2 separate regions of the Homo sapiens genome follow, and region 2 is linked to region 1. Evidence: read pairs that join two places in POLR2A ChIA-PET (ENCODE). Cell type or tissue: K562. All regions are shown on one strand. Each heading gives the region's core, and the rest is flanking DNA. Links, peaks and the distances in the headings are about the cores only. Region 1 overlaps ABL1 (ABL proto-oncogene 1, non-receptor tyrosine kinase). Region 2 overlaps FIBCD1 (fibrinogen C domain containing 1).

Region 1 (14,832 bases), core at 5,624-10,623:
TTTTCTTCTTTTCGTTGTTATAGTTAATTAGAGAAAGTAAATGGAATTATCATTTTGTAGTTGGTAGACTTTAACAAGCCTCAGCGATAGTCTTTTAAAGACTGGAAGTGCTATTTGTCTTTTGGGAAAAATAGTTCCTAACATCTGGATGAGTAATCCAGGCTTTCCACTTTCACTGACAGCCTAAATCAGTCAATCAGTGTCGATCAGTCAGTCAGTGTTTATTGACGCCCACTCAGGGTCCCAGGCATTCCCTGTCAGGGAGAGAATTGAATGAGATCAAGTTTTTCATTGTTCTATCAAAGAAGCTTCCACCATAAATGTGGTTTGATGGTGCATGCTACCTGCTACTCAGCCTAGCTGTCAAAGCAACACTGGTAAACATAAAGATGGCTAGCAATTATTAAATGCTTACTATGTGCCAAATACTGTTTTATTACTCTATGTGATCTGATATAGTTATATTTCATGATAGCACTATGATTATTTCCATTTTATAGATGAGGAAACTGAGTCACCAAAAGGTTAGGTAACTTGTCTAGGGTCACAGAGCCAGTGAGTGGGGGTACTGGAATTTGAACTCATGCTATCTGGCTTGGGAGAGCCCACTTTTAGCCACTGGATGCTCTACTGATGTCTCTTTTGGAATTCACTGTGATTTTCAAAATGGTATCTCCAGAAACTCCTCCAATTAATCCCTGAAATGTAAGGGTAGTCTCTTTTTCTTTTCTAGAAACCTGATCCTGGCAAAATGATTAGCTTTAACAGTAGGATTAATTTTTTTTAAATGTATATAAAAATACTTGTATGTAAGAAATCCTAAAAGGGTATTTAGTGAAAAGTAATTCCCTCTCCTATTCATTTTCCCCACCTAGAGGCAATCACCCTGGAGTTTTATGTGTGTCCTTCTAGAAATACTGTGTGCACATATAAGCATTTATTATAACATGTGAATTTTGCTCTCCAGCTTTTTGTGAATATGCATGTTTATAGCAGTATCTATTCACCAGGACCGCATTTAGCTTTGCAATATTCGGTCTACTTTGAACACTGAATTTTCTGATTATTTCTTTCCCCTGGAGACGTCAAAGAAAACATGAACACTAGCCTTTTGAATTCAGGGTTTTCTTTTCATTTTATTTTCATTTGTTCATGTGTTTGTATTTACATACATTGTGCCTGAATATTGTACATGTATGTGACAGTTGTGTACTGTAGAATCAAAAACTAATGTCTGTGAACTGAACTCTTCTTGAACTTTTTGTTGTTGTTGTTATTGTTGCTTTTGGAGATAGGGTCTTGCTCTGTCACCCAGGCTGGACTGCAGTGGCACAATCACAGCTCACTGCAGCCTTGAGCTCCTGGTCTCAAGCAACCCTCCCACCTCAGCCTCCCAAGTAGCTGGGGCTGCAGGCATATGCTACCTGACTAATTAAAATTTTTTTTTTTTTTTTGTAGAGACAGGGTCTCACTATTTTTACTAGTTTGCCCGGGCCAAGCCAGTGTTGAACTACTGGCCTCAAGTGATCCTCCCACCTTGGCCTCCCCAAAGTGCATCCCTACAGGCATGAGCCACTGCACTCAGCCTGAACTTTCGAAATTTATTTTAAGGGCCCACTTTTAAATGCTTCTTTTCAGCAGCTAACTTTCCAGCGGATGCTTCATGTGGTGCCAGCCATACAGATACGCTTTTAGAACTTGAGCTTTGGAGAAGCTTATGCTTGCTTTCTGCTCTCTCCTGAGGTCATCAGATACTTCCCTTGTTCAGTAACAAAGAAAGTGAGACTCTTTCTGTTACCTAATAAAAGGCCAGTCTGTCCATTTCATTTTGGGTGCTATTAACATTGTTGACCATTTACAATGTCACAGGCCCTGGCACTGAGCACATCATGTGCAGCCTCACTTAATTTTCACACCAGTGCCCTGAGGTTTCTAGAAAAGAGGAAGGGCCCCAGTTTAGGTGGCAGTACTTTTCAATTTGGAGGCAGGAGATCCCAGTTTTCCTCTGACCTCTCTGAGCTTCCGTGTTTTTACCTCTAAGACAGAGAGACCAATCTCTGTTCAGCCACCTTAGAGGATTGTTTTGAGGGTCTATAAGATGATTGAGGGAAAGCTCTGAAACTGGTAAGAGTTAAATGTATGTTTGTGTTATGTTGATACGAGATTCCTCTGAGATGCTCTTTAGTCCAGGCAGGTTTATGGCTCACACAGCGTTCCTAGGGTCTCATTCTTCTGCACAGGCAGGCAGCTCCCGAGCCAGCCAGTCTGGACCCAAATGCCACCTGTGCTCTTGGCTGGTCTTGCGCATTCACCGAGGCTCACTGTACCTTGGTGTTCCCATTTCTAAAATAAGGCCTGTAGTAATCCCTACCTCACTGAGTTGTTGAGAGACTTCATGTAAATTGTTTAGCAGGGAGCCTGGCACAGAACAAGAGCCTAGCAGAAAAGTAAGCTGTTGTTACTTTAAGCAAATATTTAGCAGCCTAAAATGGTGGCTTTACCAGTTTCTGTAATGGTTGAAGTGATGACAGAATTCAGCCAATCCCACCCATAGTTTTTCTTGCTAATAAAGCAGTTTGTTTCTAAGTGTGTTTTGATGCGTATAATTAATACTTCCTGTCCTTGATTTTTGGCTGAAAAATGTCTTCTCTTCCTCGCACCCTCTGTTATTCCCGTAGTGAATATTTTCATTGTGGAAGAGAAATTCCCATTGGCTCATGGTTGGCATTTTATTTCTCCTGTCCAGAGACAATATTTCCACAGCCTCAAACGTGAAAACTGAAAATCTGGTGCCACTTACCACCTTGTAAAATCAAGTCATTGTAATTGTGCCAGTATAATCATTGATCTGAAATAAAAGCAGAAAATAAATCAATGGGTAGCTTTCTTAAATACATAAGAACTAAAGATCAAATGGGATATTGGAAGACTTTAACTTTTCCTCCATAATGGTGGATCTTAATTAAACACACAGAAGAACAATTTATAAAATAAATTCATAGGTTTGTTTGTTCTTTTTTAGTGTCAATTTTTAAAACTATCTCTTTTTTAATTAAAAAAAATAGAGATGGGTCTCACTATGTCGCCCAGGCTGGTCTCAAACTCCTGGGCTCAAGCAATCCTCCCACCTCAGCCTCCCAAAGTGCTGGGATTACAGGCATGAGCCACTGCACCCAGCCTAAAACTGTCTCAAAAGTAGACAGCATAATGAACTCCCATGTACTTATGATGTGGCTTTAACAATTATCAGCTTATAGTCAGTCTTGTTTTCTTACATAATAAAGTTACAGTTTCAAAGCCATTAGGAAGAATAGCTTGCTAATTATAATTACTTAGTTTTGATAGTGTAACTTTGTCCTCAGATGGGTAGAATCGTTACTCTGGAACAGGGGTGTCCAATCTTGGCTTCCCTGGGCCACATTGGGAGAAAAATTGTCTTGGGCCACACGTAAAACATACTAACGATAGCTGATGAGCTAAACCAACAAAACAAATCCCACAAAAATCTCATTTCTTTTTTTTTTTGAGACAAGAGTCTCACTCTGTCGCCCAGACTGGAGTGCAGTTGCACGATCTCAGCTCACTGCAAGCTCCGCCTCCTGGGTTCACGCCATTCTCCTGCCTCAGCCTCCCTAGTAGAGGGTACTACAGGCGCCCGGGGGTTTCACCATGTTAGCCAGGATGGTCTCCATCTCCTGACCTCGTGATCCGCCCACCTCGGCCTCCCAAAGCCCTGGGATTACAGGCGTGAGCCACTGCACCGGGCCAAAAATCTTATAATGTTTTTAAGAAAGTTTGCAAATTTGTTAGGCCACATTCAAAGCCGTCCTGGGCCATATGCAGCCCGTGGGCCATGGGTTGAACAAGCTTGCTCTAGAAATTGGTTTTCAGGCCGGGCGCGGTGGCTGACGCCTGTAATCCCAGCACTTTGGGAGGCCGAGGCAGGTGGTCACCTGAGGTCAGGAGTTCGAGACCAGCCTGGCCAACATGCTGAAACCCTGTCTCTACTAAAAATATAAAAAATTAGCCAGGCGTAGTGGGGAGTGCCTGTAATCCCAGCTACTCAGGAGGCTAAGGCAGGAGAATTACTTGAACCTGGGAGGCAGAGGTTGCAGTGAGCCGCGATCTCACCATTGTACTCCAGCCTGGGCAACGAGCAAAAACTCCAGCTCAAAAAAAAAAGTTGGTTTTCAAATCCTTCTTTCTTTACCATGTTACACCATAAATATTTTTGTTATATTGCGTGTGTTGAGTACTGGTGATAGGGAAGACAGAGAGAAATAGGTGGGAAGGAGATAGAGAGAGAGAGAGGGAGGGAGGAAGGGGAGACATAAGGGGGAAATCTATAGAGACAGAGACTGAGAGACAAATACAAAAAGGTTGAGACAGGAAAGGGAAAAAAAAACAAGCTGGGAGGGAAGGAAGACTGAGAGAAGGGAGACAAAGAGGAATAGGATGGCCAGTGGGGCTGGGGTGGGTGGGTACAGAGAGAGAATGAGTGAGAGCAAGAGAAGCGCAGGAGACAGATGATGGACAGGCAGCTGATGTATGGATGGGTAGCTGGAGAGAGAGGCCATCAGTAACTTCACATCTCTCTGTTTCCATTTCCTGCCCTCAAATGCCTTCATAATAGAGTCTACGTAATAAGGTTATAGGGATTCAGTGCAGATGAAGTGCTGGCACTTGATACGGGATCAGTAAGTATTAGCTATTATTCTATCACATTAAGTTGCATAAACTTTAACCTCATTACTCTTAAATTCTCTATAGAAACCTAGTCTTTATCTGTCTTACAAGCCCTCAAATTTAGCTAATAGCGTTGTTCATTGAATACCTTAAAATTGTATTTAAAGACAGGCCGTGAATACAATTAGGCATTGCTTTTTGAAGCCAAAATACCATGAGGGTGGGGAGGGTCATGTTCATTTACCCAGATCAGCAATAAAAATACTAATGGCTAACAAGGCTTTCTGGGGAAATTGCCTGTCATTGGGTAGCCCAGTGCCTCTGGTGTCAGCTGACCCCGGAGTCCATGAAGACATGTTAAAAGAAGAGGAAATGTGAATGCTTTCAAACCAGCCATGGCTGGCAGCAGAAGGGGAGGCCTTTCAGTCTGTTGCAAATGGCCTGTGACAATAAAAATGCCTTTGTGGGTATTAGCAGGCTGACTGTGGACAGTCTGGATCTGCGGCCACTGCAGGGATTCCTGGAACCTGTTGGGAAGGTGTCCGGCGAGCTCACTGTGGTGTCTGTTAGGAATCTGGAGCAAATCCTATTTCTTTTGAAAGCACAGAGAACTGTGTTTTTACATTATACCTTTAGGATTTTGGCCATGGTTTATATTTCAGTCAAAACAAATCATTATGTTCCCTAGGCTTTTATATAGGTTTTCCTGGTCAGGTTGCATTTGTTTTTCAACTTTACTATCTGTCATTATTGCTGCTCTTATTACAGGTTAACAGATTATTAAACTGCACTTTTCAGTACCTTGTAGCTAAAGACAGACAAGTGCAGGGTGTTCCACATCTGAGTTCACCCAGCAGTGCTGTGTTGTTGCGTTGCACTGAGCAGGCACAGAAGGCTCTGAGATATGAGAGACTTGGTCTCTACCCCAGAGGAGTTTACATTGTTGTGGTGGCAGAAGAGAAGGCGTGGCATAAGAGAAGACGCGGTTGTTCTGTAGTGAGCATCCCAGTGTCAGGTGCCACAGTTGGCATCCATGCAGAAATTCTCTGCATGCAGGATTCATTGAGCCCTCCCGACAGCCCAACTAGGTTGATGCCATGCCGTTGTTGCCCTGTTGTGCAGTTGAGAAACTGAGGCTCAGAAACAAATGTCTTCAAGACATGCTGGTGCTGAGGTTTGAACAAGGCCTGTCCACCCAGAGCCCATGCTTTTTGTACTGCTGGGGACATGTGAACAGATTGCTTACTGGGTGATAGATGCAGGGTGGTGATAGAGACAGACACCAGGTACCCAAATGGGTTAAAGGAGAAGCATCCTGTTGTGGGCGAGGTGATGGGGAGGAGGAAGGACCGGTTAGAGAAGGTTTATGGGAGATGGGGAGGCCAGGAAGAGCAGAAGAGGCTGGGGAACGAACTCTAGGGAGAGTAAATGGCACTTGTCACAGTGCAGTCAGGAGAGGCAAGCAACAGGAGGCCTGGGGGATCTGAAAGGAGTTTGGAGAGGCTGGAATGGAAAGCAGGAGTAGAGGGCCAGATGCTCCCAGTCTCAACCCTGAAGAGCCTGGCATGCCTGCTTCAGGAGCTCAGACTTTTACTATAGTGGTGGAAGGAATAACAACCCCAGCCATTTTTTGAGGGCCTGTGCATGCCTAGGCCCTCAAAAACATGTCCCATGTTAGCTGCAAACTGCCAGCTACCCTGCAAAGCACATCATGATCCCAGCATTGCCCCCGATGACACTGCCAGTAAGTGGTAGCTGACCATTGGGAGACAGGGCCACCTCCCAAGCCCATGCTCTCTTCTGCCTCTCGGCTGGCAGCCATCTCTAAGGGATTTGAAGCAAGAGAGTGACCTGGTCAGGTCTGCATTTGAGAAAGATGGCCCTGATAGTAGGGAGTGGAGGTGGAATGGCCAAAGGGGGACCCAGCCAAGGGCGTGGTAGAGCATGGAAAGGACAGAAGTGATGAGAGATTGAGGAGGAAAAGTGCCAAGATGCAGGGTGGGAACTGACAGAGGATGACTTCCAGCCTCAGTCCTGATATGGGCGTCAATGGCAGGTGTTCAGAATGGCCTTGAAGATAGTGGCATCTCTATTTATGAGTGTCTTTGTACTCCATTTCCAGTAATTGGAGACTTTTTCACCGTAGATTCTTGGAAGGTGACACAATTTTTTTTTTTTCCTTTTTGGTTGAGGGAGGGGGACAGGGACTGTGTATCTTCAGAAAGGTTAATATTTGAGGCCAAGGCAGGCAGATCACTTGAGGTCAGGAGTTCAAGACCAGCCTGGCCAACATGGTGAAACCCCGTCTTTACTAAAGATATAAAAATTAGCTGGGCATGGTGGTAGGCGCCTGTAATCCTAGCTACTCAGGAGGTTGAGGCAGGAGACTCACTTGAACCCGGGAGGCGGAGGTTGAAGTGAGCCAAGATCGCGCCACCGCACTCCAGCCTGAATGACAAGAGTGAAACTCGGTTTCCCCACCAAACAAAAAAAGAAATACCTAGTTTCTACCAGAGACAGTCACAGGCACTGTACTTCTACTCTGGTTTGTTACCTGTGTTCTTAAAAAAATTAAATGCTACATTTTAGTAAGAGGTTAGTGAAATAAAATTTTAATTTTTCCCATCAGAGGACATGGAGCCCTTGAATTCTATCCCAGACTCCCAGGGTCTTCCAGGTTAACAAGTCCTGCACTAAGGAATTGGCTCAGTAAAACCTCAGCATTCTCACAGGAAGAGCCTAAAAAGGAGACTGGGATAAATTAGTGAGAGGTCCAAATTATGCAATTTTCTTTTAAAATAAATGCAGTTTTATTACTTTCCACTTGTAGCCATTATAGGCAGTAGATTAAATGAGTTTCTAGAGAAACCTCCTTTAAAAATAAAGTTATTTAATTAGTCCAAGGTTTAAATATTTCCCCTGGAATCTTTTACATGACAATGTCTTAGCCAGACAATTTTTAAGAAACAAAATTCTCCATCCTAACTCCTATCCCCATCAACAGTCCAAATCTTAACCTTTCTTTTTTTTTTTTTAGACAGAGTCGAGCTCTGTTGCCCAGGCTGGAGCGTGGTGATGCAATCTTGGCTCACTGCAACCTCCACCTTCCGGGTTCAAGCGAAACCCCTGCCTCAGCCTCCCGAGTAGCTGGGACTGCAGATGTGCACCACCACGCCCAGCTAATTGTTGTATTTTTAGTAGAGACGTGGTTTAGTAGAGACGACCTCCCAAAGTGCTGGGATTACAGGAGTGAGCCACCACACCTGGCCAGAAACCAGGTGTTTGATATCAGGTGACGGTTGTGATCATTGTTCGCACCACTACTTTGAAATGACATAGTTGCCACTGGACCTTGTTATTTAATGTGCGAATAAAGAGACAGTTATTTAAGGCATTAATAAGAGCTATATTACAAGTTTTTAAAAGTCTTTTGAGGACTGTTTCAAAAAGTCTTTTGAGGACTGTTCTCCTTTGCAATCCTCTGTAAATGCACCATTGCATTCCAACCCGGGCAACAAGAGCAAAACTCTATCTAAAAAAAAAAAAATTCATCCACAGGACAGCGCTGGCCTTCCGTTAGACTTTTGCTGTTGAGTCTGTAAGTTTTCAGCAGCTGTGTTTCTCCAAGGAGCGGGGCTACTGCTGGTTCTTTACGTCTTTCCCCCACTGCCCTGCCCCTCCCTGCACCCTAGCAGCTGACACAGTGTTTTGGGATTTGAAGATAACACAAAGGCTGTGTTCAGTTAAACGTATGTCTGTGTGTGTGTGTGTGTGTGTGTGTGTGCTTGTGTGTGTGTGTGTTTTAATAATTTTAACTTCTCTGGGTGAAGGTGTAAATTACAAAATAAAGGACCATGTAGAAATAGATAAAATGACTTTCATCAAGCTCAAAATGTGGGAAATAATACTTTTCCTCTAAGCTCATATTTTGAAAAGTTGTTTGAGACTGTTATAAAATAACTTGAGAATAGTCTGAGCATGATCTCATCCGCTGGAACGGAGTATGAAATAAAACACGAAGCCTCTTTTTAGAAGGATCTGTTTTATAGATTTTTAAATTACAGAGATTCCTTGAACTGGAGGATAATAGCGAAGGACCCACAAAGGAAATATGAATAAAGCAGCACAAGTTTAAATAATTGAATGTGAGCAAAATTAAAGGGAACGTTTGTCACGTCTGACATGCTCCATCCTCCTGTCCCCCCCACACTGAACCGTCTCCAAGAACCTTCCGGAGAGCCCACAGTGTGAACAGTAATGAATGCTCCATAGCTGGCCGCCTTGCACTCTAGTGGGAACTATGATGTTGGGCACAAGTGCCAGCAGGAAGGTGGGAAGCTTCCCGGGGATGTTTTTCCTGGAGGTCAAGTCCCCCCTTGGGCTGTGAAGTAGCCGGTACTGGGGTTCATGGGCATTTCCCTTCCCTGACTGTTCGCCAGCGTCTGGCACAGCACCAGCAGCCCCTGGAAGTCTAGGCCAGATATGCCATGTCCGAGAATCTTTTGTAAACATTTTTCATCAGTGACTCACAGCTTTGAGAAAGGATTATTTTTATATAAAACGATCTTTCAATTTTACTTTAAAGACCCAAACCATTTTCTTAGAATACTGTCTAAACAAGTTAATCATGCACAGATCCAGTGAATTCTGTGGCCTGGTTCTTATAAAATTTCCAAATAATTTTATACTGTCATAGACAGAGCCAGAGCTTTTTAGAGGTTTGAGGCATTTTTTAGATGTATTACTGTTCTCGGTGCTCAACTAGCTAATTAGTGATTTTTTCTGAGTTTAGTTGGTGAGTGGAAACCTTTTTGTTAACATTATGACAAAATAACAATATGGTTTTAAGTGGAGTGAGAGGCACTTTTGAAGATCCAGATCTTAGATCCAGATCTTAAATCTGTTTAAAGTATGACTCAGAAAGGAGGCTGCAGAAAATGTTCACTAAAAAAATTTAAGAATAATAGCAGATGCTAAAATTTATTTCCCAAGACAATAGCCAAAAAGATCTGCTGGAAGAACAGAAGAAGGGAACTAGTTGGGGCATCTTTTTTTTTTGAATGAAGCCTTCAGCCTTCTTTAGGGGAATCTTGCTTCCTGACAGAGGGACCGGTGGAAAGTTTGTGTCTTAAGCAAGAAAGATTTAAGTACATTCTGCAACTTTGGCCTTGTAAGCTGTGATCATTTTTAAGGTTGACGAGCATAGTTCACTATGAAATGAAGCAAGTAACTTGGCATTTATACATTGTGAGTCAATTTTGACATCAGCCTGGATTGGGAATTGACTGGAAGGTTTTGGTGTTGGACTGTGGCTACACTTCAGTGTCTCGGTCCAGAGGCATGCATGAGCAATACTTCCCTTTGGGCTTTAGCCATTAATTTGTGGAATAGAGCAAGAACTGGAGAGGAAAGTCGAGAGACTGCCTTGGATCGCCTGACGTCCTGTTGAATCAAAAAGCAGTGGGAGGCCCTTTCCTTCCTAACAAAGGCCTCATCCTCTTGCATAACATTCCCAGCATCTGTCGACATGTTCGGGACCATCCCACTTTAACCCACACTTCAAGTGGATGGCCACCTCTGGGCGGGGATCTGCATTCTGCTTATTCCAGGTGTTTTCCAGGCCACTTCCCCGATTATGTAACTTTGATCAAATCCAGATGCGGCAGAATGTTTGATAGAAGAGGTCAAATGGCATTTGAGAAGAAAAGCATTTCTGTATTCATGACTTTGGTTTAATTTCCTGTGTGGGCCTGGTCTGCCAAAGTTGTATGCTCATGGCCACGAGGTTGACGCACCAGAGGGAGGCACTCAAGTGCCTTTTCAGGACAGCCTGAAGGAAGCCTCCCTCCCCAGCATGCTTTTTCATGTTAAATTATCAATTATGTAAGTTTAGGGCCAGGCGCGGTGGCTCCTGCCTGTAATCCCAGCACTTTGGGAGGCTGAGGTGAGTAGATCACTTGAGACCAGGAGTTCAAGACCAGCCTGGCCAACATGGCAAAACCCCGTCTCTACTGAAAATGAAAAAAAAAAAAAAAAAAAAAACTTAGCCAGGCGCAGTGGCTCACATCTGTAATCCCAGCTACTCAGGAGGCTGAGGCAGGAGAATCACGTGAACCTGGGAGCTGGAGGTTGCAGTGAGCCTAGATCGCACCACTGCACTTCAGCCTGGGCGATGGAGTGAGACTCCAACTCAAAAAAAAAAAAAAAAAAATTTCAATTGGCTTCTATTAAAGCTTTTTTATGTTTGTCATTGTTTTCTAGTAATAACAACAATCCACATTTTTTGTGAGAAATATACCATAATATAGAGAAGTATAAAGAAAATGTAAGGCCAGACACGGTGGCTCACGCCGATAATCCCAGCACTTTGGGAGGCTGAGGCAGGCTTATCACCTGAGGTCAGGAGTTCGAAACCAGCCTGGCCAACATGGTGAAACCCCATCTCTACTAAAAATACAAAAAAAGTAGCCGAGTGTGGTGGCGGGCACCTGTAATCCCAGCTACTCAGGAGGCTGAGGCAGGAGAATTGCTTGAACCCGGAAGGTGAAGGTTGCAGTGAGCAGAGATCACGCCATTGCACTCCAGCCTGAGTGTCAAGAACGAGACTCCGTCTCGAGAAAAAAAAAAAAGAAAAGTAAATTTAAAGCACTTAAAATCCCACCACCCTGAGTTAACTACTGTTCACAGTTTGGTGAAATTCCTCCTCGTCTTCTATTTTTTCATAGTTGGGACCATGCCTATATACTGGAATGTAATATAAACACTTAATATATTATTGCGAGTATATTCTCAAACTTAAATATTTTTTCCAAAAATATTTTGAGTGGCTTTTAAAATATATCCTATTTTATGCATGCAGCATAAACTAACTTATCCTGTGTTGATAGATATTTTGTACTTGCCCTTTTCTGTGCTGTTGTTTAAAATTAGTGTATAGAAATAATTGTGTTGATCACTTAGGATAAATTCCTAGAGGTAAATCAGATATTAAATTCTTTATAGACTTCTGGTTCATATTCCAGTTGCCCTCAATTTATACACCTACTACTAGCATTGTATGAGAGTGCCCGTTTCTCTGAAATCTTACCCACACTGGCTGTCAGCGTCAAAAAGATGTATCTGCAGATTTGGCAAGGAATTTGCATTTCAGTGATTATTATCAAGCGTTCACACACTTTCCATGTTTAATGGTAATTTTTTTTGTTTTTTTTTGAGACGATGTCTCACTCTGTTGCCCAGGCAGAGTGCAGTGCCGCGACCTTGGCTCACTGCAACCTCTGCCTCCCAGGTTCAGGTGATTCTCCTGCCTCAACTCCTTAGCAGCTTGGATTACAGGCATGCGCCACCATGCCCGGCTAATTTGTGTATTTTTAGTAGAGACGGGGTTTCACCATATTGGCCAGGTTAGTCTCAAACTCCTGACCTCAAGTGATTGCCCGCCTTGGCCTCCCGAAGTGGTGGGATTACAGGTGTGAGCCACCGCACCTGGCCTTTAATGATAATGTAAATTTTTTGTGAATTGTTTATTCGTGGCTTTGCCCCATTTTTTCCATAGTGGAGGGATTTTTCTTTTTCTTGTTGGTATGTAAAGTCCTTGTGTGTCAAGAATGCTCTGCCTCACAGTTTTTCTAATATAATGACAGTGGAAGCTCGTAACTGGCTTCCACTTGACTGACTTGCTAAATTGACCGGCACTCTTCACTTCCTTATAAAACATGCCTCCATAGTCCCTGTGCCCCATGGCACATGGGATGGGGTAGCCACACTACCACTGTCTGCTGCTGCATATGTTCCTGTCCACAAGAGCCAGTCATGTTTGTTTCCAAGCCTGGTTCTTTCAGATATAGCTGTTGTTGTAATTACTTGGTTGATATGAAACCAATGAAATGCAAGTGTGAAAAGAGAATTGTTTCTAGGAAAATTAAGATGAATGCTTTAGAAAGACTCAGTAAAGGAAGATAAATTTAACAAATTACTACAGAATTAGGTGTAAGACAACAGTAAATGATTGGAATGAATTACAGAAATCTAGAAAGCTTTGACAGTGGGAATGCGTAGTGAATGGCTCTAAGTTCTCCCTCCATCTGTAGGAAATTGAAGCTGGAAGTGAGATGATATATTCATTATAGGGAGGACTTACAGAAGAAAACATCAAGCTCTAATCACATGTCCACATTTCGTTTTGTTTACTTATTTTTTGAAATGGAGTCTCACTCTGTTGCCCAGGCTGGAGTGCAGTGGCATGATCTCAGCTTACTACAACCTCTGCCTCCTGTGTTCAAGCGATTCTCGTGCCTCAGCATCCTGAGTAGTTGGGGCTACAGGTGTGCACCACCACGCCCAACTAATTTTTATATTTTTAGTAGAGACGGGGTTTCGCTATGTTGGCCAGCATGGTCTTAAACTCCTGACCTCAGGTGATCTGCCTGCCTCGGCCTCCCAAAGTGCTGGGATAACAGGCATGAGCCACCGCACCCAGCCCCACATACCTACATTTCAAAGGACAGTCTTTGGCCCTACAGTCAAGACTACCAAACCAATGTACACTAAATGGGGGTGGGGATCACGTTGTTGTTTTTTGTTTGTTTTTGTTTGTTTGTTTGTTTGTTTGTTTTTTTGAGAGAGTCTCGCTCTGTCACCCAGGCTGGAGTATAGTGGCGTGATCTCGGCTCCCTGCAAGCTCCGCCTCCCGGGTTCACGCCATTCTCCTGCCTCAGCCTCCCGAGTAGCTGGGACTACAGGTGCCCGCCACCACGCCCAGCTAATTTTTTTGTATTTTTAGTAGAGACGGGGCTTCACCGTGTTAGTCAGGATGGTCTCGATCTCCTGACCTCGGGGATCACATATTTTAATAAAATTGATAATCCCTAATAGTGATGGCGCTAGGTGTACTTTTAGAGCCAATGTAAATAGTCGAGAAAGGGGGCCAAACATATGACTAAGCTTCTTCTACACTCTAGGAGATGTCAGTATTGCAAGATCCTGTTCCTTGAAATTATCTTTGCCCCCCGCCATTCAGAAAAATTACCAAATATTGTAATAATGTAATTTAGGACTTACCCTTTCAGAGAAACAGTTCCTGAAGGTTGACTTCAGTTAGTAGTACAGAAGCGAGACTTGAAGCTCTTCATGGTTTATGTTCTGTTGGTTTATCCCAAAGAGATGTTTTAGAGCACATTCATTTCTGAAAGTTCTCGGTCATGTTTCCGGAAGTTTGATCAGGTGGGTTCTTTTTCTTTTTTTAAAAGATAATTTTTTTTTTAAAGATAATTCAGAATCAGTCCCACCCCTGAGATGGTATTATTACCCAGGAAAGAATGCGTGAGGATCCTCTAAATCCATAGAGAAGGAAAACTAAAACAATTTTGTTACCATTTGTTTGGCTCAAGCATCTGGTAGATCCTTCAGTTCTTTTCAAATTAGAATTTTCCTCTCTTTTTCTTTTTTTTTTTTTTTTTTGAGATGGAGTCTTACTCCATTTCCCAGGCTGGAGTACAGTGGCACAATCTCGGCTCACTGCAGCCTCACCTCCCGGGTTCAGGCAATTCTCCGGCCTCAGTCTCCTGAGTAGCTGGGATTACAGGTACCCGCCACTAATTTTCATATTTTTGCCTGGCTAATTTTTGTGTTTTTAGTAGAGATGGGGTTTTGCCATGTTGGCCAGGCTGGTCTCGAACTCCTGACCTCAGGTGATCTGCCCACCTCAGCCTCCCAAAATGCTGGGATTACAGGGGTGAGCCTCCACGCCGGGCCTCTCTTTTTAAGATAATAAAAATTACTAAACATCATAATGACATGATTTGGGATTACTCTTTCAGAGAAACAGTTCCTAAAGGTTTACTTCAGTTAGTGATTTTTATTTTTATTATTTATTTATTTTTTGAGATGGAGTCTCACTCTGTCTGCCAGGCTAGAGTGCAGAGACGAGATCTCAGCTCACTGCAACCTCCGCCTCCCAGACTCAAGCGATTCTCCTACCTCAGCCTCCTGAGTAGCTGGGACTAGTAGCTGGAACTACAGGCGCCCGCCACCATGCCCGGCTAGTTTTTTCTATTTTAGTAGTGACGGGGTTTCACCGTGTTGCCCAGGTTGGTTTTGAACTCCTGAGCTCAGGCTCAGGCAATCTGCCTGCCTCAGCCTCCCAAT
Region 2 (14,832 bases), core at 4,660-9,659, 69 kb after region 1:
AACCTAAAACAACACTAGAAAAACAGAAGAAAAGCCTGGGCGCGGTGGCTTACGCCTGTAATTCCAGCACTTTGGGAGGCCGAGACGGGCAGATCACGAGGTCAGGAGTTCGAGACCAGCCTAGCCAATATGGTGAAACCCCTGTCTGTACTGAAAATACAAAAATTAGCCGGGCGTGGTGGCGGGCGCCTGTAATCCCAGCTACTTGGGAGGCTGAGGCAGGAGAATCGCTTGAACCCGGGAGGTGGAGGTTGCAGTGAGCTGATATCATGCCACTGTACTCCAGCCTGAACTACAGAGTGAGACTCTGTCTCAAAAAAAAAAAAAAAAAGAAAGAAAAGAAAAACAGAAGAAAAAATAGAGGAGACTTAAAAAAAAAATAAAACTAGGAAGGGAAGGAAAGGAAAGCAGGGGCTAAAACCCAGAAAAGATACAAAGAAAAGGGTGGCAGAACTGAGTGCATAAACATCTTAAATTTCTAGGAAATAAATAATAACATGACCCCACAAAAGAAAAAGAAAAAGCTGAAAGACAAATGGCCAGAAGTTAATACCTATCATGTGTTGGACAAATGATCGGTAACCTTAATATATAGAGAGCTTCCATGACTCGATAGGAAAAGACAAAGCACTCATTGAGAGGGGATGGGGAGGGTGGTGCGGCAGAGGAGGGACTGGCGCTGTTGACATTCCTGTCAGGGCTCGTCTGCAGGATGCTGGAATGAGGACCTGCTTAAATGCTTCCTCCCGCATCATCTGCAGCTGCTGATAGATTTCAATTAAGATACCATGAGCACGGGCATCACCGCTGCTCCAGGGGGTGGGTGGTGGCGAGGGCATGCCTTGGCCCTGCCGCCTTGTCCTTATCTTTACCCCCAGCTTGGGGAGCCTGAGGCAGGGTCTCCCCATCTCCCCTCCTTCCACCCACCAGGTTCGGGGATGAGGCGAGCTGGGTTGGGCGCCAGTGTGTAGACCCTGCTGGGGCTCCCCCAACCCCAACACACGCAGGCTTGTGACAAGGGACCTCCCTTTCCTAAGCCTCAACTTCCTCATCTCTAAAAGGAGGGGACGACAGCAGGGCCCCCAACTAGGTGGGTGTGAGGCTTTGGGGACGATGCATGGGAAGCGTGTAGCTGGGTGCTCAGTGGGTTGGGGGTCAGCACGGGGTGTGGGCATGAAGTCCACACGGGGTGTGACCTTCCCTGTTGTCGGCACCCCCTGGGCACCAGGGCACGGCAGGTCAGAGAGGGCCCTGCTCTCATGGGCCCCGGTGAGGAGGGGGCATGGGTGGCAGATCTTGCCCAGGGGCCTCCATGCACACAGAGGGGCGGCCCCGCCTCACCACCCCAACCCTGCCTTTGGGGCCCCCGACCCCCCATCTTCCAGGGGTGTCACTGAACATCCTTACAGGCCTGGAGCCCTCCTGACCCCGGCTGGTGCCCAGACCTGCGCTCTCAGCCTCTCAGGTGGTGCTTCCCGCCAGGCACGCAGGCCCACCCTCTCCTTCCCGCCTAAGCCTCCCTACCAGCTCTGACCCCGCTCGCTCGCAGGGGAGTTCCTCAGATGTCCACACCCTTCTCACCCTCTCCCTCCACCACCAGCTCTGCCCCGCACTGGGGAACTCCCGGGATGTCCTCACCCTTCTTACCCTCTCCCTCCCTCCCACCCAAGGCGCCCCCTCCGCCGCCCCTCGCCCCCAACCCCCACAGCTTGTGGAACTCCCTGGATGTCCGCACACACCCGGGGGGCTTAAGTGCAGGAGGACACTGTGGGGCATTCGAGGCCGCCCAGATGACACTCGGGGCACACATTCCCCAGCACCTGTGCGTTTCATGTATATTCAAAACCTGCAAGGAGTGACTGCTCCCGGGGGTACAGGGTTTCCTTCTGGAGTGAGGAAAAGGTTCTGGACCCAGTGGCAATGGTTGTAATATTCTGAATATACTAAAAACCACAGGGTCATACACTTCCACACAGGGAATTTTGTTGTATGTAAATTATATCTCAAGAACAACCAGAAAAATCCACCTCATTTCAAGCCATAGCCACTTCCCAAATATATATAGGTAGATAGGACCTCAAAGTTGTGATTCTTTTAGGATGTTTTGTTAAGATAAATGTTTTGTTTAGATAAATGAAGTTTTGTTTAGAATATTTTGTTTAGATAGTGAAATGTTAAAAAAAAAAAAGAAATGTTAAGGACTTTCAAAAATTCTAAAATACTGAGTGAATTTAAACATAGGTAATGATATTGACAGAACCTTCTGAGCTCCTACTTTGTGCCAGGCAGGGACTGTGTCCCAGTGGCAGGAAGGCGTGCGGTTGCCTCCAGGCCCAAACAGGAGCCCTGGCTGGTGAGAGGTGACAGCGTGCTGGCAGTCCTCACAGCCCTCCCTCGCTCTCGGCGCCTCCTCTGCGTGGGCTCCCACTTTGGCGGCACTTGAGGAGCCCTTCAGCCCACCGCTGCGCTGTGGGAGCCCCTTTCTGGGCTGGCCAAGGCCGGAGCCCACTCCCTCAGCTTGCAGGGAGGGGTGGAGGGAGAGGCGCGAGCGGGAACCGGGGCTGCGTGCGGCGCTTGCGGGCCAGCTGGAGTTCCAGGTGGGCATGGGCTTGGCGGGCCCCACACTCAGAGCAGCCGACCAGCCCCGCTGGCCCCGGGGCAATGAGGAACTTAGCACCTGGGCCAGCGGCTGTGGAGGGTGTACTGGGTCCCCCAGCAGTGCCAGCCCACCGGCGCTGCACTCGATTTCTCACCGGGCCTTAGCTGCCTTCCCGCGGGCCAGGGCTCGGGACCTGCAGCCCGCCATGCCTGAGCCTCCCACCCCCTCCGTGGGCTCCTGTGCGGCCCGAGCCTCCCTGACGAGCGCCACCCCCTGCTCCACAGCGCCCGGTCCCATCGAGCACCCAAGGGCTGAGGAGTGCAGGCACACGGCGCGGGACTGGCAGGCAGCTCCACCTGCAGTCCCGGTGCGGGATCCACTAGGTGAAGCTAGCTGGGCTCCTGAGTCTGGTGGGGAGGTGGAGAGTCTTTATGTCTAGCTCAGGGATTGTAAATACACCAATCGGCACTCTGTATCTAGCTCAAGGTTTGTAAACACACCAATCAGCACCCTGTGTCTAGCTCAGGGTTTGTGAGTGCACCAATCAACACTCTGTATCTAGCTGCTCTGGTGGGGCCTTGGAGAACCTTTATGTCTAGCTCAGGGATTGTAAACACACCAATCAGCACCCTGTGTCTAGCTCAGGGTTTGTGAGTGCACCAATCAACACACTGTATCTAGCTGCTCTGGTGGGGCCTTAGAGAACCTTTGTGTCCATACTCTGTATCTAACTAATCTGATGGGGAGGTGGAGAACCTTTGTGTCTAGCTCAGGGATTGTAAACGCACCAATCAGCCCCCTGTCAAAACAGACCACTGGGCTCTACCAAGCAGCAGGATGTGGGTGGGGCCACATAAGAGAATAAAAGCAGGCTGCCCCAGCCAGCCTCGGCAACCCGCTCAGGTTCCCTCCTGCGCTGTGGAAGCTTTGTTCTTTCACTCTTTGGGTCCACGCTGCTTTTATGAGCTGCAACACTCACCGTGAAGGTCTGCAGTTTCACTCCTGAGCCAGCTAGACCACGAACCCACCAGAAGGAAGAAACTCCGAACATATCCGAACATCAGAAGAAAAAAACTCCAGGCGCGCTACCTTAAGAGCTATAACACTCACCACGAGGGTCTGCAGCTTCATTCTTGAAATCAGTGAGACCAAGAACCCACCAATTCTGGACACACTCAGCACCACTGGCCACTCTTGGGAGTTCCATGCCTGGTGTCCCTGGCACCCTTGGGCAGGGTGGGGCCGGGTCCTCCTCTGTCCTCCTGCTGCCTGGGATGCTGCTGACCACCTGCCCAAGCTGGCTTGATTCAGGACAGCCAGCAGGTCCCAGGGTGACCCCGGCAGGAAGTGGCCTCCAAGGGCATGTGGGACCCTCAGCCTTTATGAGCACTGGGAGCCCACCCACGCTGACACTTCCGTTGGCAATGTCTGGCCTCATTCCTTCTGAATGCCTGTCACCTTCATGCATGACACCTGTGAGCTGGCTCAGGTGTGCCGAGGCCAGGGAAACCCAGCCCAAACCCATTCAGGGAGCAGCTGGGACCCAACTGTGTCCGGAAGGCAGGGGGAGGAGGCCCACCTGGGCCGGATGGTGGGTGGGGTGCTCACCTAGCCAGTGCTCCCCGGTGAGCCTGCCAAAGCCGTCTCGGTACGCATCCCAGCCCCGGAAGAAGTTCACGGAGCCGTCCTCCCGGCGCTGAAACACCTGCAAAGGGAAGATGGGGATGGGGCGTTGGCACCGACCATCCCAGGACTCGCAGCCCACCTGGGCCCACCCCGCCCAGAGACTCCCCTCACCCTGCTCCCAACCTGCCCTCTCGGGAGGGCAGGGGCCTGGTTGCCCACTTCCCGCAACGGCCCCTGGCCAGGGGCCTGGAAAACAGCAGAGGTTCCAGAGCCTCATGGTGGCTCGAGGTGGGATTAACCAAATGCCCACAGGCCCCCAAGACGGCTCCTCAGGGAGGAATTCCAGGCCGGGCATGGTGGCTCATGCCCGGAATCCCAGCAAGGAAGGCTGAGCCCAGGAGTTCGAGACAACATAGTGAGACCCCATCTTTACAAAAAATTTAAAAATTAGCCAGGTGTGATGGTGGATGCCTGTAATCCTAGCTACTTGAGAGGCTGAGGCAGAAGGATCCCTTGAGCCCGGGAGGTTAAAGCTGCAGTGAGCTATGATCGTGCCACTGTACTCCAGCCTGGGCTCTCTCTCAAAAAAAAAAAAAAAAAAAAAAAAGTGGGGTGGGCCGGGCACGGTGACTCCCGCCTGTAATCCCAGAACTTTGGGAGGCCGAGGTGGGTGGATCACCTGAGGTCAGGAGTTCGAGACCAGCCTGGTCAACGTGGGGAAACCCCGTCTCTACTGAAAATATAAAAATTAGCCAGGCTTGGTGGCATGCACCTGTAATCCCAGCTACTGGGGAGGCTGAGGCAGGAGAATCGCTTGATCCCGGGAGGCGCAGGTTGCAGTGAGCCGAGATCATGCCACTACACTCCAGCCTGGGTGATAGAGCAAAACTGTCTGAAAAAAAAAAAAGGGAATCTCGGTGGGGTGGAGGAAAGCCGGCTTTGGGGGCATCTCCAGCACTTTGCTCTGGGCTTCGGTTTCCCCAATGGTCAAAGAAAGGGGGGGCAGAGTCTTAATCTTTTTCCAGGTCAAAACAAAACTGACCAAGTCTATCCTCCAGTTTTTAAGAACCAAGAGCACCCCCCACACACCCCAGGCTTGGCCTCCAGAGCCCTGTCCCTCAATAAGCTCCCCTTCCCCAAAACAAGCCTGGGGCAGGGGTCGGGGTGCTGGGAAACCGGAGTCCAGGCGATGGCTCAGGGGAGGACGAGGAGCCCACAGTCAGCGGGGTGTGACTTGGGTACCAACGAGCGCCTGGGCTGCCTCTGTTGTTCATTTTAATAACATTCTTGATTTGGGAGTCAGGAATCCCATCGGTTAAATTGCTTTGAAATGAGTACCACGCTGGCCCGGGCCAGAGCTGCCTGGAGTATTTACAGGATCCGCTGACAATCCGTCCCAGCCGGCCTCCCCAGCCCTCCCAGCCCTCTTTCTGTTTAACAAGCTTTATTCTCCTTTATTCTCCCTGCTTTATTCTCCGAGGCAGCGCCCGCGGCCCGGCCGGCCTCCATCTGTGTCAGAGTCTGATGTGTTAGAGATCTGGCTGCGGCACCGGCGAGCTGCCAGTTTCATTACTAAGCAGCCTGATTTCAGTCGCTCGGAACTGCCCGGATGCCCGGTCTGACCCGAGGCGTCTGCCGCGTGAGCGTTTGCCAATGCTCTGAGCCCTGCTCTGAGCCCTCGGGGACGTGTCCGTCACGGCGTTTGGGCAGCTCTGACGTCAGGGAGCTGGAGGGAGATGACACCTCCTTTTTCGTGCTTTGCTACCTCAAACCTGGCCCAGCTCTGAAATCTGAAAGTCCTCAGGAGTGACCGGCTCGGGGTGGAAGGAAATTCGATCAGGCTCAGGGAGATCTGAGGAGCGGTGGAGAGCCGTATTGATGGCCGCATATTGGGACCCTGAGCACGCACCTTTTCAAAGGCCTAATCCTAGCAGAAGCTCAGGCACTCCCCTGAGAAGGCAGCGGGCAGTAGGAGCCTGTTTCCGCAGGAGGAGGGGAGCTAGAGGGACCGGCAGGCCCGAAGCCCCCTGGGATGCCTGGCTGGCATTGGCCGTCGGCTGGGCCTCTGCCCTGGGGACTGGGGACCTGGGCATGCTCAGTGGTGAAGGAGTTCCTGAAGGCAGGGGAGCCCAGTGGTTGTGGATCTGGGTTCCAGGGCCCCAGCTTTGCCTTAGAGAGCCCTGGCAAGTCCCCACACCTCTCCAGGCCCCAGCACCCACGTCTGTAAAGCAGAGATCACAGCCACGCCTTCCTCCCAGGCTATGACCATCCACCGAGAATAAGCTCAGGCCTGGCACATAGTAGGTGTTCAGCAAGTGCCAGCTGGGTGGCTAGCCACAGCACTGAGGCCCAGGCCTGGGCGAGGGCTCCTGCCTCCTCTGCTCCTCTCCCAGACTCTGGCCTCCACCCTCCCCCAGCCCTCCCGAGGGGTCTGTCCCAGCCTCTCATTCACACAGATGTTCCACCGAGCATCTCCTGCCAGGCACCAGCTGCAAAAGCCAAGTCAGTGGATACGAGGTCACGGTTCTGCCCTTGGGGACCTTAGGGCAAAGGAACAGAGGAGACACCCGTGCTCAGGGGACCCCAACCGTGCAAGAGGCAGGACAGACTTGGAGGTTGGGGAGAGAACAGGTCTGCCCAGCAGGGTGGCCCTGGAGGAGGGGCAGGGTCCTGGGCCCTGTGTCAGCCTGCTGGGCGGGGCAGAAAATGCAGGGAAGTAGGCCACAGTGCGGGTAGTGGGGAGACCCCAGCAGCCAGTGGGCGTGCCCAACCAGGGGCAGGTGAGCTGATGTACAGGTGCCCAGCTGTGCCTCTTCCTAAAGGCTCAGAGGAACCATCCAGAATGAGAGCAAGAAGCCCCGGTAGCCCAGACCACAGCCTCCGAGAGGATCCCCCAGGCTCTGCCTCCAGCGCTCACTCCCACCACTGGGACGCCTGGAACCAATGCTGCCATTTACGTAACTCGCCAGACCCCAGCCCTGCCCTGACTCTTCAGGATGTGGCAGGAGGGGCTGTTCCTGCCCCTGCGTCCCAGCTGATGGGATGATGGGCAGTCGAGACTCAGCTCGGGGGCTGCGTGCTCTCTGCGTGCCCATGTCCCTCCCCAAACCCTTTCCCCGAGCCCAGGCACCCCACCCTTACAGGGCCGAAGCTCGGACACTGGCCAGCGGCCAGGCGGCCGTGAGCAGCAAAAAGCGGGGGCCGACTACATCTTGTGCCCTCAGTCCCACGACAGTCTGGACCTACCCTTGCCACCAGCGCCTGAAGGCTAATGTCCTGACACCATGTCCACACTCGTGCTTGGTGGCAGGTCCACTGACCAGGATGGCTGTAGCCTTGAGTGTGCCCCTCTACCCAGGCTTCTGGTGCCAAGAGCTGGTCCCTGCACCCACAGTCCTCAGCCCCCTCTTTCCCACTGCCCTCTCAGTCTGGGTGCCAGTTACAGTGACCCCACCATCCCCCAGGGCTCCTCCTTGGTGCCGATCAATTGGGGTGAGCACACCTGGCCCCCTGCCTTTGCCTCTGCCCAAGGAAGGACACTGAAACCACATACGGCCGGCACTCCTGTCCAGGTAGCCCGAATCAACGCCCACTTAGAAACTGCAGCAATTGGCCAGGAGCGGTGGCTCACGCCTGTAACCCCAGCACTTTGGGAGGCCGAGGCAGGCAGATCTCCTGAGGTCAGGAGTTCGAGACCAGCCTGGCCAACACGGTGAAACCCCGTCTCTACTAAAAATACAAAAATTAGCCGGGCATAGTGGCAGGTGCCTGTAGTCCCAGCTACTTGGGAGGCTGAGGCAGGATAATCACTTGAACCCAGGAGGCGTGGTTGCAGTGAGCCGAGATCGCGCCACTGCACTCCAACCTGAGTGATAAGAGCGAGACTCTGTCTCAAAAAAATAAAAAAATAAACTGCAGCAACTGTCGGCCAACGTGGGCACTTTTAACGTGTGCAGTGACGGATTGCGGACCTGCTCTTAAGGCGCCAAGACACATCTGTGGTCTGGCCTTGAAGAAGTGACCTGCAGACTGACCATGTCCCAGAGAGATGCAGCCGACGTCACCACACAGGCACACGCATCCAGACTCCAGACTTAGCTTAATGCAGAAGGACGTGCATAGATATTTTCTTTTTTCTTTTGACACAGAGTGTTACTCTGTCACCCAGGCAGTGCGGTGGCACGATCTCAGCTCACTGCAACCTCTGCCTCCCAGGTTCAAGCAATTCTCTGCCTCAGCCTCCTGAGTAGCTGGGATTACAGGCACCTGCCACCATGCCCGGCTAAGTTTTTTGTATTTTTAGTAGAGACGGGCTTTCACGATCTTGGCCAGGATGGTCTTGAACACCTGACCTTGTGATCCACCCACCTTGGCCTCCCAAAGTGCTGGGATTATAGGCGTGAGCCACCGCGCCCAGCCTTAGTGCACTGATATTTTCTATCATGTTCTATTCCACTCTATTTGATTGAAAAAATAATGTTGATCAAACCCATTCAGTTGATTTTGCCAGTGACCCACGGAGTACGCCCGCAGTTTGGGAACCACTGACAGCCTTTGCCACGGGCTGTCCTGATTTCTTGGTTCACACCCCAAGTGACTGCCTGTGCCGGGCCCTGTGCTAGGATCTCGGGCTTGGAAACCCTGCCCCGACCTCGAGCCAATGACAGCCCAACGTGGCCTGACTAGTGCAAGTGCCGAGCACGGCCCAGATCGTCAGGTGGGTCCTCCCAGCTTCCCGTGTGGGGGAATGTTTAGTCTGACTCTGAGCCCAGGATAAACTGCAGCTGTGGCTTTGTATTTCTGGCAAACAGCTTCAGCGACACTGGACCTTGGTGACGCCAGATGCCTGGATGTGGCCAAGCACAGAGGGCTTTAATTACACAGCGAGGACCAGTGGGATGGGAGGACAGAGGGAGGAAGTAAGGAAAGGATCCAGGCGTCCACTTCCCCTTCTTTCTGCCCCACCCACCGAACGTGAATCCCCACTAGGCAAAAAGGGGTGGGGAGTCTGGGCGCGGTGGCCCACGCCTGTAATCCCAGCACTTTGGGAGGCTGAGGCAGGCACATCACTTGAGGTCAGGAGTTCGAGACCAGTCTGGCTAATATGGTGAAACCCCATCTCTACTAAAAATACAAAAATTAGCTGGGTGTGGTGGCAGGCGCCTTTAATCCCAGCTACTCGGGAGGCTGAGGCAGGAGAATCACTTGAACCTGGGAGGCAGAGGTTGCAGCGAGCCAAGATCACACCACTGCACTCCAGCCTGGGCAACAGAGTGAGACCTCGTCTTAAAACAAAACAAAACAAAATGGAGGCGGGGAGCAAAAGGTAGGGAAACAAAAATTACTGATTCATTTTCAGGCCAAAATATGAATTGGTCCAGCTCCGGGGGGGCGTCTCTCTTGGGTCCCGGCTGGAAAACGATTGAGTAGAAACACTCGCCGCAGCCGCAGCCTCTTGGGCAGATGCCACGAGTGGGAAGACAGACAGAGAGTGTTTTCTTGGTGCGGATTCTCAGAAGCCCGCCGCCCGGCGCACCTTGGAAGTGCCGCTTAGAGGGGCTCTGCCAAGGGAGAGCTGGGCCCACATGGTCCTGCAGATGGTGCTGGGCGGGTTCAAAGGAAGGAGTGACGGCTCTGGACATGGAGGAAGGAGTGACAGCTCTGGACGCGGAGGAAGGAAGACAGCAGCAGCCACCGACGGCCCTGTGTTGTCAGATGGGGCCTGGGGACCGAGGGAGGCGGAGATGCCTCTGGGCCGCTGCAGCCTTACACTCCGCAGGTTGCATCCCGCCCAGGGCTGCCTCTGCAGACAGACCCTGACCAACCAGCTGCTGCTTTGCCACTGTGCCCAGAACATGCAGCTAGCGTCCTGAGCACTGAGCTGGGCTCTGTGGTCACCCTAGCACCCGGCCAGTGCCGTAGAGGATGACCACGGCCTTCCCCGCCACAGCCCTGGAGGGACGACTGGTGCTCCCATTAGGCAGATGAGAAGACTGAGGCTTGGAGGAGTGGGCAACCCAGGTGCGCAGGGCTGAGATGGCCAGAGGAGTGGGGATGAGAGTGCACGCTCAGTCCCAGGGAGCTCCCTGGGCTGGCACCCAGGAGACCTGAGTTCTACCCAGACTCCAGCCAACAGGATACGTGGCTTCTCCCCTGCAAAACAAGGGCTCCTGCACAGCACCCCGTGTGTGCTCGGGGCTCACAGGGATGACCTTGGCCCTCAAAGCTCACAGCCCCATGAGAGACGACGCACAAGCCAGCAGCCATAGGGCAGAGCAGCTCCCACCCTGGCACATTCCTCCAAACCCCAGGCTTCAGTTTCCTCATCTGTAAAGCTAGGATTATAAAAGCCTCAACCCACAAAGTTTTGATGAGAATTAAATGTGCTGGTGCACAGCATTCAACAGAGCTTGCTGGGAACCCTGAGAAGGAGTGAGTCCCTCTGCTGGGGCAGTTGGAGGTGGTTATCTGGGAGGGCTCCCTGGAGGAGGACATGCCTGGCTGAATGGAACATTAAGCAGAGCCTTGCCAGCTGGGCAGAGGAGCTGAAACCCAAGGAATGGGGGGTGGGTGGGTCCAAACCCTATGAGACTGGGAGAGAGGGTCTCCGATGCCTTAGAACGGCCCCCTGGAAGCAGCAACTGCGGTTTTTCCTAGACTGTGATGAAACTGCTGCAGAAACCAGTTACAGACAGGACTGTCTTGGTTGTGGAGCTGTGGCCTCTCCCAGCCTCCCGGGCTTTCTGATCAGGTGATTCTGGGAGGGGGGCAGAGGGGTCCTGGCAGAGGAGGATGCATGTTTTTAAAGAACAAAGAACTTGGATGTGTGAGCTACGGCAGCCCTTCAAAGGCAGCCCTGGGGCGGCTCTGCGGCATTCCCAGGAGTCTGGCTTTCCCTTAACTCCTTTCTGGACACCTCTGGGCAGTGCCCCCAGGGAGGCCTCTGGGCTCAGTCAGGAACAAGGCAGAGCTGAGTTCAAATCCTGACTACCTCTCACAGGCCACGTGACCTCGGACAGGTTGCAGAACCTTTCTGAGTCTGTTTCTCTCTGCATAAGCCCGCGCAGGGCCGGTGGGGAAGAGGCAATCAAGTCAATGCGTAAACGGACGGCGCACAGTAGGCCTAACCAACATCACCACCCTCCCTGCAGAGCCAGCTGCTGAGCCCAGAAGGAAATCGGACCCACTCCTTGTTTTTGACTGAAAACGGTACCCCCAGGCTTGGCGCCCTGCCGTCATTCCCAGGCTTGGCAGTCGGCGCCTGCCGGCTCTTGGCACAGCACTGCCAAGCTGCCGTTTCTCGGGTGCTGAGCCACGGCGGGCGCGGGGCTGGGCCCTGCACGTGCATTGTCCTGTTTCTGTTCAAAGTTTGAAAAACCCAAACTGCTCCCCACGGAGGCACGCTTTCTTTGCACGATGAACGAAGGAAATGTGAGGGTGTTGTCCCCGGTCACCGGTCACCTCGCCATTATGAATGTGTGTGTGCTCTGAGGACCATTCCCCAGGCAGGGTGTGGGCCAGGCAGTAGCGTGGGGACACTGTGGCCCACCAATGTCACAGCAGATCCCCTGCCACCACTGCCTCTGGGACAAGGAGGGCCGGCCGCAGCTGCAGCCCAAGTAGGAAGGAGCTAACATCTCATCTGTTGGACCCCGAGGTCCTGCTGCTCAGCCTCCCCGGCACAGGGGTCCAGGCTGGCACCTGGGGAGGCCCCAGGAGCTCTTCATCCCTCCCTGAGCCTGAGCCTGCTGTTGGGCTCCTCTGACGTTCTCCATGTGAGGGCAGGATTTTCCTCCCGGCCTAAAGAGCTCAGGTGGGGGGATGTGGGGGCTCCTTTCCAGGGGAGCCAATTACAGGCAGATGTGAACTGGCTGACCTCGCACAAAGGAAGCACCTGGCGGAGAACAGGGCTGCAAAGAACAGGGTTTGGGCCACTTGGCACCGTGGTGTTGGGGGACGTTGGCTGTGCCTGGGAGCGGAGCAGGTAGGTATGGGGTCCTATCATGGCCACTCCAAGTCCCTGCTGAAGGACATGTTGATCTGGACCTCACGTGTGTGACCCCAGCCAGTGACTATGCAATGTTGAGGGCTTGGCAGTCAGGCCTGGGGGGCAGCACTGCCCCCGGCAGATTGCAGTGGGGACAAGACTGTGCGGCAGGGCAGGGAGGCTGGGTGGGGGCGGGGAGCCCAGGCACTGAGGCTGAGCAGGGGCCCTCCTTCCGCCCACCTGCAGGTTCTGGGCACAGCCAGCCCATTCCCCAGGCCCTGAAAGGCAGGCAAGAGGGCCGCCCCACTGGACAGATGAGCAAGGGGCCCTCCAAGAAGGGACGTGACCCTGGCATCTCACACAGCCAGGGGCGCTGGGGGTGGGGGCTGTGGGCTGGCAATGGCTGGCTTCATCCCACTCGGCACCTTCTGAATAAGGACATCTGGCCTTTCTTTTTACCACTCCGCCTCCCCTTGATTATAAGATGCTACAAGGCAGAGCCAGATCCTGTGTTCACAGGGAACCCCCAGGGCTCAGCACTGACTCCCTCCCAGCCCCGCTCCCCGCTCACTCCTCACAGATGAGCAGCCTGTGAAGGGTTCTGACTTGTCCCCATCTGCAGAGCGGCTCTATATGGTACCCATTTTACAGATGAGAAAAGCGAGACTTAACAGAGGTAAAGCTACACAGCCAAAGGGTGCCAACAGCCATCATCTGGCAAGCATTTAGAGAGTGCCGAGGGTGTGCAGGTGCGGTGCCCACCCTGAGCTAACATGGCCACAGGAGGGTGTGGTCCCTGCCCCTGGGACTCCTGACACGGAAGGGCAGGACCTGTGATGGGGGTGATGATGGGGCCTGAGGACCACCTGCCGCCTCCCCTGCCGCCAAACCTCCTTAAACCAGATAGGCCAGTAGCACCAAGCCACCGTGGCCCCCAAACAAGCCATACCGTCTCCCTGCCCCTCACTCCTCCCACCCCCTACACTGGAACAGGGGTCTGTCCTCTGGGCCCTGGGGCTCCCCATCCCTGGCACAAGTCGGCTTCCTTGTCCTTCTGTCCACCAGGCTGGGAGCCCGCTGAGCTGTCTCGTCGCTGCTGACCTCCCTGACCCCGGCTTGCTTTAGGCATTCAAGGTTTGAACACAAGAATGAGCGTGTGCCACTGTGGGAGGCCTGGAGGCTGCTGGGTGACCTCGGGCACATCCCTGGCCTTCTCTGAGGCTGCCCTGCCTGCCTCCAGGGATTGAAGGGCGCTGGCGTGATGCCGGGGGTGGGGGGCAGGGGTGTATGAACTGTAAAGTGGCCCTGGGGACAGGCTGCTGAGTTGCACCCTTGCCCACACAGGTCCCTCCGGGAAGCAGGCTCTGGTGAGACTGTCCAGCCCCAGGGTCTCGGGGCACAGTTCCAGGTGCCCTGTCCTCCAGGAAGGATCAGGTGGCATTGGCGCTGAAGGCCTAGCAGTTCGGACAGGGAGTCTAATGAGGATGGATGGTATCCAGGGCTGGAGAGGTGGCAGCCAGCTCCTTCCCAAACAAAAACTGAGTTTCTGACGGATTCCATGTGGCGGGGGGTGATCCTGACAGATGTCGAGAGGTTCCTGGGAAAAGATTGCTTCTGATGGAGGCCCAAATGGATATTAATGCTCACTGGCCAGGCAAGCACTTCTCAGATGAGAATGGCCTCTCTCCCAGGGCCCCCGGAACCGGGTGTCTGAGCGCCAGGGCTGGCGGGGATTTCCTCATCGACTCCCCTCTAATCGCCCCTGAAGCTGAGTCCGTCGGAATGACCGGCCTCCCAGCCCAAATCCTGATTGACTTCCCGGGAGATTGGCTTCATGTCCACCAGAGTGGAAGACGCATGGCCCGCTCCGGCGTCCTGATCTTTCATTAAGCCTGTCCTGACCCTGAACTCTGATTTCTGGGTTCGGCTGGTGCCTCCTCACTGTTCCGCCCGCCAAGGGGTTCCCAGAAGCAAATGCCATAACTCAGACGTTCTTGGCGTTAGGAAAACAAAAGAGCTTTTATCCCCCAGACGCAGCTCCAGTACATTTTTAAAAGCTCTCCTCTGGAGCTTGAAGACAGGTTTAGAGATGTGTCTGTCTTTGGGGTCTTGTGGGGATTCTCATCTGCGCACGCTGACTCCTAACATAGCAGGCTCTGCCTTGCTGGCGGACTCGTCCCTCCACCGGCCGCCTGTGCGGGCCTCCCCGCGTCCTGCCTCTGCTGGGGACCGCTGACCCCTTTCAAAACTGACCCAGGCTGCCTGCACCCCTGCCTCCCCCAAAAACTCCCCGCCAAGAGGCTTCCCTCTCTCCTGTTTCTCGGTCACTTGTTTTGTCTGATGTTAAGCCCTTCCCCCAGATGTTTGTGGGCCTGGACATCAATACACCAAAAATAGTCAGCACCAAGATCCCAGGCGAGATGCGTCCCGCACTCAGTGGCAGCAGCCCTGGGGCGGTGGGGTTCTCACCGGCCCACCCCCGGGCCTGGTCTGGGGTCTCTGTTCCTGGCTAAGCAGGCCTGACTGGCATCGCCGGCCTCCCAGTCTCTCTCCAGCACACTTCTTCTCAGCTGAGCCCCCCACTTTCTTGTGCTTGCAGTTAAGAGGTCTAAGGATGTAG

Evidence for each region. Peaks named below come from ENCODE experiments on the same cell type or tissue, not always from the same donor. Only the 100,000 strongest peaks of a DNase experiment are listed, where the experiment ranks them.
Region 2: POLR2A ChIA-PET joins it to region 1 with 5 read pairs; 4 of 35 experiments call an interaction of 5 or more read pairs at or near these places.

The regions. Positions count from the first base shown.
Region 1 is chr9:130,837,640-130,852,471 of GRCh38, forward strand. The region is part of intron 1 of ABL1 (ABL proto-oncogene 1, non-receptor tyrosine kinase); the gene reads left to right. Among named protein-coding and RNA genes, the nearest start is that of ABL1, 9.8 kb to the left of the region's middle. RefSeq lists an enhancer at 9,809-10,431 and a silencer at 10,023-10,317. In K562, for the core only: no CTCF peak of the experiment used is centred there; DNase peaks (open chromatin) are centred at 6,692, 8,362, 8,983, 10,472 and 1 weaker place.
Region 2 is chr9:130,907,585-130,922,416 of GRCh38, forward strand. It overlaps FIBCD1 (fibrinogen C domain containing 1), which reads right to left. Exons shown (of 7, transcript NM_032843.5): 5 at 4,208-4,304. Among named protein-coding and RNA genes, the nearest start is that of QRFP, 18 kb to the left of the region's middle. RefSeq lists enhancers at 6,721-7,413, 11,315-11,855, 13,890-14,832. In K562, for the core only: a CTCF peak has its summit at 5,576; DNase peaks (open chromatin) are centred at 5,869, 6,367, 7,347, 8,832 and 5 weaker places; H3K27me3 peaks cover 5,000 bases.